Linked DNA regions of Homo sapiens: region 1 is linked to region 2. The links are chromatin contacts, found by Hi-C or POLR2A ChIA-PET in ENCODE. All regions are on one chromosome and are shown on one strand. Each heading gives the region's core, a stretch centred on a gene start or an enhancer-like site at or near the end of the contact. The rest is flanking DNA. Distances are from core to core; before and after follow the strand shown. Region 1 overlaps MARCHF3 (membrane associated ring-CH-type finger 3). Region 2 overlaps MARCHF3 (membrane associated ring-CH-type finger 3).

The links. A loop is a pair of places that touch in the nucleus more often than their neighbours do. ChIA-PET counts read pairs that join two places held with the same protein, here RNA polymerase II (POLR2A). Pooled maps may share reads with other maps.
Region 1: a map of PC-3 shows a loop between it and region 2 (6-fold over the local background). The contact joins two enhancer-like sites. A Hi-C loop is called at or near these places in 5 of 168 maps with a recorded cell type or tissue (PC-3, cardiac septum, gastrocnemius medialis and 2 more) and 3 of 50 pooled maps. POLR2A ChIA-PET finds 5 or more read pairs at or near these places in 4 of 52 experiments (HepG2, Panc1, WTC11 and 1 more).

The regions. Positions count from the first base shown.
Region 1 is chr5:126,917,243-126,921,703 of GRCh38, reverse strand. MARCHF3 (membrane associated ring-CH-type finger 3) reads left to right here. Exons shown (of 5, transcript NM_178450.5): 2 at 3,477-3,720. The coding sequence starts at 3,533. Among named protein-coding and RNA genes, the nearest start is that of MARCHF3, 110 kb to the left of the region's middle. Within about 2 kb of position 2,928, at least 7 of the 41 ENCODE cell types and tissues checked have a DNase peak (open chromatin) inside an H3K27ac peak, as active enhancers do.
Region 2 is chr5:126,882,730-126,886,745 of GRCh38, reverse strand. All of the region lies in intron 3 of MARCHF3 (membrane associated ring-CH-type finger 3), which reads left to right. Among named protein-coding and RNA genes, the nearest start is that of LMNB1, 110 kb to the right of the region's middle. Within about 2 kb of position 2,330, at least 2 of the 41 ENCODE cell types and tissues checked have a DNase peak (open chromatin) inside an H3K27ac peak, as active enhancers do.

The sequences.
Region 1 (4,461 bases), core at 1,679-4,178, 34 kb before region 2:
GAGAATTCTTGGGTAGACTGGGAAGTACTTTACCACAAGAGCAGTGCACTGGCATTGATAAGAAAGCAGTCAGATAGTGCTTGAAATTTTGCAGAAAGCTCAATAGAAGACCCATGCTCGACTGCAAACCAACAGCTCAGCTCTTTCTAGCATCCTCGGCAACAGCCTGCTGTTTTCCCAGGTGGCTTTGAACTAGACAAGGAAAATGCAGTGGGCCATTTGTCACTGCCCCAGGTGCAACATATGCATGCCAGTTGGTGCATGCAGCTTGTGAGGTCCGCTCCTGCCTGCCCCATGCCTGCATCTAGGCCTCTGGGCTTCCCTTTCACTGAGATCAGGGCAGAGTGTGCTTCCTTTCCTCCTCCGCCACCTGAGTAGGTGGTTAGATCCACTCTTCTGAGATTAGAACCAACTCAGCCATCCCCACCATGTTCAAGAGTGCTAATGCTTTGTGTAATCCCTCTTAGCCCATTAATTCAAGTCCACGGTCTTTCAGGGCTGTTGGGACTCATTGCTGGCATGCCAGTCTTAGAATCTTAAGGTTATTCTGATGTGTGGTATACGTAAGACATGCTGGTATGTTTTTCAGGGAATGCTGGACCGGACTATCATTTTAGTTAGGTCCTAAATTGAGCTAGGGCTTAGAGGATCTTGGATGCAGGGTTCTGCAGATATGGCCCAAGAGAAAGAGCCAGGGCTTGCTTGTAGGAGAAGGCAAGGTGTGGTTTCTTTTGTTCTTTTATGCTAAACTCAGTGCCCAGCACCCACTACGAATGGAATAAACTGATCAGGTGGCAAATAATATCCCTTTTACCTGTGAAAGAAGAAATGAAATTATGCAGAAGTGAAATTACATATATAAAATGAATTTAAGGGAAGCTCTGCTTCTAGAATATTTTTAAGGACATTTTATTGCGGATTTAGGTCACACATTTAGAACTACTTCCTTTGATGAGGACTTAATCTAGGTTACAAGTGTGTGAACTTGGGGCTATTATATGCCTGGGCGACAGGCAATTCACTGAGGGTAGCCTAACTACTGGCAGCCCTGGGTCCCATTATTTACTCTGCGCACCCCCTCCTTACCGTCTTCCAGTTCCATCAAGTAGAGGGAGGGAGTGTTTGGCCCTCTGAGCTGGAGTTATGCAAAACCCGAAAATAGACTCTCAGAGTGCATCTAGACATAATGATTCCATGCGGCAAGAAGGTCACTGTGTCTGCTTTTCCTGCCAATACACCCCTGGCTCTTAATCTATGGCTGCCTTGTGAAGCAAGAGAGCTGTGCCAGGAAGTTACACTTTGTGACTGTGAAGCATTATGAGAATTTAAAATCATGTCAATGGAGTTTTGTAAGGGCAGGCCAGAGGAGAGTAGTTATGCACAGTTTTAGAAGAGGACGGTCTTTTAACATCTCTTTGTTTTTCGGTCTGAAAGCTACCATAACTCAGTTTTTAAAAACAAAACAAAACAACTGTCTGGCCCCAGTCACAAATCAACTGCACCCTGCCAACCCTTTCAAAAAAATAAAAAGAAGATATCTACCCAAAAAATTTACTGGGGTTTTCTGAATGGTGGGATTATGAGTGAGTTTTATTGTGTTCTTTGTGCTCTTCCATAGTTTTTATAACATACCGTATACTAATTGCTTTGTAATTTTTTAAAAAAAGCAAAAAATCCTATTTAACCTAGTCAGTTAGTTGACCTATACCAACTAACTGACTGTGCTGAATGTTCAGTATTGCTGGTCTTGAAAATGGCATGAGTGGGGCAGCCTCTGCCTGTGCCCCCACATCAGGTCTCAGACAAGGACTGGAGTCCACAGCCGTCTCCCCACTGTGGGTTCAGAAGGGCTGCTGGGCAAAGGCAGACGCAGACCCTGAGAGGACGCCAGGCAGCCAATGAGGGTGGGAAAGGGAGGCTGCTGGTGCAAAGCCAGCCAGACACCTCAGCAGCAAGGAAGGGATGACAATCACGTCCGATGATTGTTTTGGACAGTCAAGCCTGCTTGACATGTGCGTGTCGGGAGGGAAACTGTCAGTTTCATCAGGAAACACTGCATTCTTGCCTGAGAACATCCAGTTGATGCACATTGTTCTGGAAGTTGGGAAGATCCTGTTTTCCAGAACCATGGGGATCAAGGAAAATGTAAGAAGTAGAGACAAATATCTGGGAGAAAACAACCCCTTGCAGAATTCCAGGAATCCTCTTGGGGTTTTGGGTTGTGCAAATAACAAGATATTTCATTTATTTAAGTCTGAGCCTTGACCACCTAAATGGGTTCTTGATGTGAGCTCAGTCTGTCAACTAATCCTGCTGCTGTCTACTGAGCCCAGGCCATGTCGAGCTCGGGAGCTTGAGGTGAGCAGGCTAGCACTCCTAGCCATGAAACTGTGTCATCTCACCTTTGGACAGAATTCTTCCTTCAAGTTTCTGTAAAAACCTCTATTTCTTATGTGTCACATGCTGACCTATTATTGAATCCAGTGGAGTTCCTCACTCCAGTGGGTCTGAGTGCTTTGAACTTGAGGTCATGACCCAAGCCTGCACCACACAGATTGGGAGCAGAATTCCTCACGGTTTATATGATAAACCATGTGCCTAGGAGGTAAGGCCCTTATTTGTAATGGATTATGTTTAATTGGTGATAGAGATCTCATTCATTATTTTCTCACGTTCTCCTATGTGTTTCCCTATGATGATGCATATACATCTGCATTTTAGGTAGTACACAAACAAGACATCATGCTAACGTATTTATTGTCACGTTCATTAGAAAATAAAAGCTCATTAAACTCATTTCATGAATAACTTGAAGACAAAGCTAAAATAGGTTCCATTTTTAAAGGAAGTTAATTTCAAGATGTATTGAGTAGAAAATTTTATTATGCAACAGATATGGCAAAAGTCGAAAGGTGGTACAGTCATTGAGTGATTCATGTTTGGCAAATATTGTCCTAGAACATACTATTAATACTTGGCCAAATTCATTTTTATTTTCCTTCCTTCTTTCTCTCTCCTTTTAATCTTAGTATCTCAGAATGAAGCTGCATGTAGAATAAATTGCTTACCAGAAAAAATAGTTCTGAATGTTTTTAATAATGATTTTAGTAACTTTTAGAGAGTGTCAACAAAAACTTATTGCTTCTCTAGCACAGAGCAGGGAACTGCTTATCTTCTCTTCAGATCTGGGCCTCAGAGTCATCATTCTGTCCCCTCGTGGAAAGCAGGGCTGCTAAATGTTTATATACACGGACATGCTTGCTGTCTTATTCATACCATATCTGCTGTTTCTTGTGGGCTCTGTGTGTGTGTGTGTGTGTGCACTTGTATTAAACAGTAACAAGATAATGTGCCACATCTAGGCTACCCCTGTTATTTGTATTAAATAATGACATGATGATGATGTTGGTGGCCCATAATTCTCCATTTTCTATTAGCCACCCTGCCCAAGTAAACTGTTTTCTGATCTCTCTTAGATGGAAATCCTGTATGAATGTGGAAGCCATTAGCAGAGTAATTGCTGTCTGTTACCATGACAACCAGCCGCTGCAGTCACCTGCCCGAAGTCCTGCCAGACTGCACCAGCTCAGCTGCACCCGTGGTGAAGACGGTGGAGGATTGTGGCAGCCTAGTGAATGGGCAGCCGCAGTATGTCATGCAAGTTTCAGCCAAGGACGGGCAGCTGCTGTCAACAGTAGTGCGGACTCTTGCCACCCAGAGGTAGTACCACAATTAAAATAAATGAATCTGTAATTGATCCAGAGAACTCTTTGTCAGATGGAAAATGCTAATGGGAATGTAATTAGTGCTCAGGTCTTTGTGTCAGGTGAGAGGAGGTGCTGGAAAAAAAAAAAAAAGACTACACGAGTTCTGTTATTGCCGTTTCTATAGCAATAGGATATAAAGCTAAAATTCACCTTATCAAGATTTCCCCTCAAATCATATTTACAAAGAGCCAGGAGGGGAAGGAACCCACAAGATACGGGGTTGTTATTTTGACATTGTTATGCTCTCTTGTTGTCTCCAGTAGGTAACAAAGGTGGTCCTATTGGAACAGGATTAAGAAGGTATCTGATTTCAGGCGACTGAGTCAAAGTGATTGGATTTGTGGGCAAAACTTTTGAAGTGACATTCTTGGTGTGCATGTGGACTGGCATTGCCTGATGGAAGCGCTGTCCAGGGCTACTTTCTGGGTGGGTGTCTTCTTATCACTTGGAGGTCTCTTCTGCTGTCCTCTCCTTCAGCCTCAATGGTCCCCCATCCCTGACCCTTCACGCACACTCTACCCTATGAAGTGCTATTGTGAAAACCTCCTGAGCCTTCCCAAGTGGTGAACTAAAGCCCGAGTGCAGGCTCTGAGCAGCTTGGAGACCACTTATCCTGACCAGCACTTTGTCTCCTCTTGTGCTCTTGTTGGATAGGGAGCTATGGGCTGCCAGGCTAATAGGAACTCCTTGGCTT
Region 2 (4,016 bases), core at 1,081-3,580:
CGTGTTCTGCAGTGGATCTTGTAAAGCTTGTCATGTTTGCTGCACAAATGGAGACATATCAAGTAAGCAGCTGGGCACACAAGCCTGAAGCCCAGAAAAGGGTTGTCCTGAAATCCTTTAGTCAAGCCTGATGTTTTGAACTAAAATGAGAACTTATGAGTTCTATAGCATTGCTCTGACAGTAAGAGAGGCTGCTTCACCACTCCATCAAAGCCACAGCATCCTTATTCTGTTGAGGTAGACTCCCATTTTTGACTCCACAACAGAGTTAAAGAACTTCATAAAGTCACACAGCATTTGGGGGAACCACAATGCGGGGCAACTGGAAGTGGTGTCCTGTCCCCTGCCTCCGAGCCCATATCTTATCCCCAGCAAGGTGCTGCTTCTCCAACTTTATCTGTTGCAGGAGGGAACAAAAACTGGGATCAAGATTTTATGTAGTGTGAAAGTAAGTGAAAAGAAAGAATTGAAAGAGCATCAGGCTGGAGGTTTCAAATACTGGCACCTCACCATGTAACCTTAAACAAGGAACTTAACCTCACTGAGTCTTCATATCCTAATCCAAAATGGGAATAATAACAACACCTGGTGTTCCAAATTCAGTACAAATATCTGGTAGATCGTAGGCACTCAGTACATATTTTTGGTTGAATTGGAGTTGTATAACTTTTAAGAGGATATGTGGTATGTACCCTTCTCAATTATTTCAAGGTAGGTTTCTTCTAGAAAAAAAAAATTATATATATATATATATACATAGTAATTGTGACTAAAACAGCACAAGGGATCTTGAATAATTTACTAGGTTTCTCATACGACTTCATGACCTATGGAAAAATAGATGTTCCATGGTTACTTACATCTTAGGAAAAAAAGTTTGAATCGAAACTACAGGTTTTTCATCTTGTAACAACAAAACAATGTGTAGATATTTATCTTGGAAACCTAAGAAGAGCAATATGTAAGAAATGCTATCTCTAGTCTAGAAGGCTAAAAGCAATTAACTTGACAATTTGATGTTTATATGCCAACAAAGTTTCTCCTTTCCAATCAGTTTAACTAGTCTAACTAATACTGTAAGATCATTTCTGGTCAGACCTAGTGGCATCTCAGATGTTTATTCATTCATTTTCCTTTTTTCTTTTTTTAATCAAGATATATTTTTTAAATCAAGATTTTTTTTAAATCAACACTCTTGTTGCCCAGGCTGGAATGCAATGGCACAATCTCAGCTCACTGCAACCTCCGCCTCCTGGGTTCAAGCGATTCTCCTGCCTCAGCCTCCCAAGTAGCTGGGATTACAGGCATGCACCACCACGCCTGGATCATTTTGTATTTTTAGTAGAGATGGGGTTTTACCATGTTGGTTAGGCTGGTCTCAAACTCCTGCCCTCAGACGATCCACCTGCCTCAGCCTCCCAAAGTGCTGAGATTACAGGCGTAAACCACCACACCCAGCCTATTCATTCATTTTTGTTAAACATCTACTATGTTCCAGTGCTGTTCTTAGATCAAGGTATATGAAATAAACAAAAATAAACAAAGTTGAAGTGGGTAGCAATACATGGGCAACTAAACAGACAACTAAAGAAATAGCATCGTTTCAGAGAGTGTTGTGTGCTCTTGAAAATACAGCTGAGTAACATTCACAGGTGCTGGGAGTGTTTTCCATGAGAAGGTGCCGTTTGAGCTGAGACCTAAATAATGAGAAGCTGAAAAAGAATATGCGCAAAGGCTGAAAATGAAGCGAGAGGTAGCAGGAGACATGGGAACTGGTAGGAAGGGATGAAGTCAGGGCTTATAGTACCAGGTAGACAGTTTGGACTTTATTATGACCACTGGAGAGTTTTGAGCAAAGAAGCAACCCAATTTGATTTATATTTCTAGACGCTCACCCTGACTATTGTTTTGGGACTGGACAGCAGGGTGGCCAGAGTGGAAGCAGGGAGGCTATTGCCTCCCAAGTAGGAGATGATGGCGACCTAGCCTGGGATGTCAGTAGTGGGGCAGAGAGAAGCAGCCAGATTCCAGGTGTATGTTGCAGGCAGTGCCAATAGGACTTACCATGTCCTGGGCAAGTCCCTTAGCCCAGGAGGAAAGACACAGAATGGAACAGGATGACTAAGTGACAGGGGTGGATGGTCATTTACTGATATGGAGGACACTCAGCGGAAAGGAGTTATGAGGTACGTGCTAATCAGGAGTTCTGTTTTGGACAGATTAAGTTTGAGTTGTCTGTTAGTCATCTAAGCAGAGATGTTGACTGGGTCGTTGAATGTGCACGTCTAGAGGTTTGGAGAGAGGCCAAAGCATGAGCAAATACTCTGTAAAGTTCTCCTTTGAGATACTTTGTTACAAGTCTGGTTTGATGGATATCTGAAGCATGCATCTCCTAAGGTCCCCTGGGTCAGAATTTCCTTCTGTGCATCTTCAGCTGTCCTGGAAACTCATTGACAGACTGTGGAGTTCAGGGATTTAAAACACTAGTAGGAGTTTGTTTTTGTTCTCTGCTTTGTTTCAAGTTAACTGAAAAGCATGATTTTCAACTTTCATCTTCAATTTTAAATCATGCAAGAAACCTATCACTTACCTTCTGATCATTACACTGCCCCCCTCACATTCCAGCTCCCCAGATAAGCGAGAATTTAGTGTAGAATGTGTTGGGCTTACAGAATAAGACCCATCTCAAGAAAGGCAAGGTTAATAACTCTGCCAAGTGTCAGCCTAACAGGAGACTCAGGCAGATAAGCCCAAGTGAGTAAACACTGTGAGACTATGCCTTCTCTTTTTTTCCTTCTAGCTCCATAAATTTATTATGGTTTTCTATCAGTTTCTTTCATTCTTGTGATGGTTTCTCATTAAGGAGATTCATGGGGAAGGTTGTTATCGATCAGAGCTATTAGCCACCAGAGTGTAATCTGGTTTTAGTACAAACTGACCTGCACAGTGTCCTGTCTACCTTGGGGATTTAAGCTGATTAACTCAGAGCCTGGGAGGCAGAGTCTAAAGTTCTGTAACACAGCACCTCTGGCACCCCCTCTTCCCCACCAACCAGTAGGGGATTTAACATATTGACACTGTAATTAAATCCAAATCCACACTTAACCCACCTTGAAAGTAGCCACTGGTACCTGGCTTACCTTAGATGTACATTCACAGCCAGTGAATGATGCTGTGGCAAGGTAGTAGAGTGCTGCTTTAATCCCCTCTTCTGTCTCAGGCCCTTCAGTGCTGATTACGGTGGGGTTTCTAGTTTGTTTATTTATTGTACTTATTTCCAAGAATTGATCAACCTCATGGTTCAGAAATAAGTGATTAGAATGAGATTTCTACAGAAAAATAGGCAGCTCACTGCTGGGGCTTTCAACAGCATGATCTCTGTACTGCATGTTTTGATGGAACCAGAGAACAAGATGCCAGAAGGGTGCCCTTGGTTGCCCACGGAATCCCTGGCAGCCATATGAGTGGATCCACCAGGAGAAAAATGCCACAAAATTTACTAGTCTCAATCATTGACCTTGGCTTTTAAAATATAGCTAACCACCAAGTATACGCTGAAGACTAAGGTCAAACTTAAGACCCTTCAAGAATGGCATTTGAGCTGCAAAAGCTGTCCACAAGTGGGCAGGATAAATTAATTGGTATCTCACACCAGAGGAACTTCAATAAGTAAATATTCCTTCTTGTACTGATAAGTACAATTAAGATGTAACCATTTTCCTCCCCTTCCATCCAGCTACTTCCTGACCCCATGCTTTACTAAGAATTATGATATAGTAGAATGGTTAGGGGCACAGTCTTTGGAGCTAGACTTCATGAACTAAAGCCACAACCAATCTTGTGTAAGTTATTTAAATTCTCTGTGTCTCATTTTCCCTATCTATAAAATGGCAGTGATAATAATGATTCTAAGATTATTGAGGAGTAAATGAATTATTAGATGTAGCGTATAAGATAGTGCTTGGCATATAGTAGGGGCTGAAGAGACATAAGCTATTCTCATTCATTTAGCATGA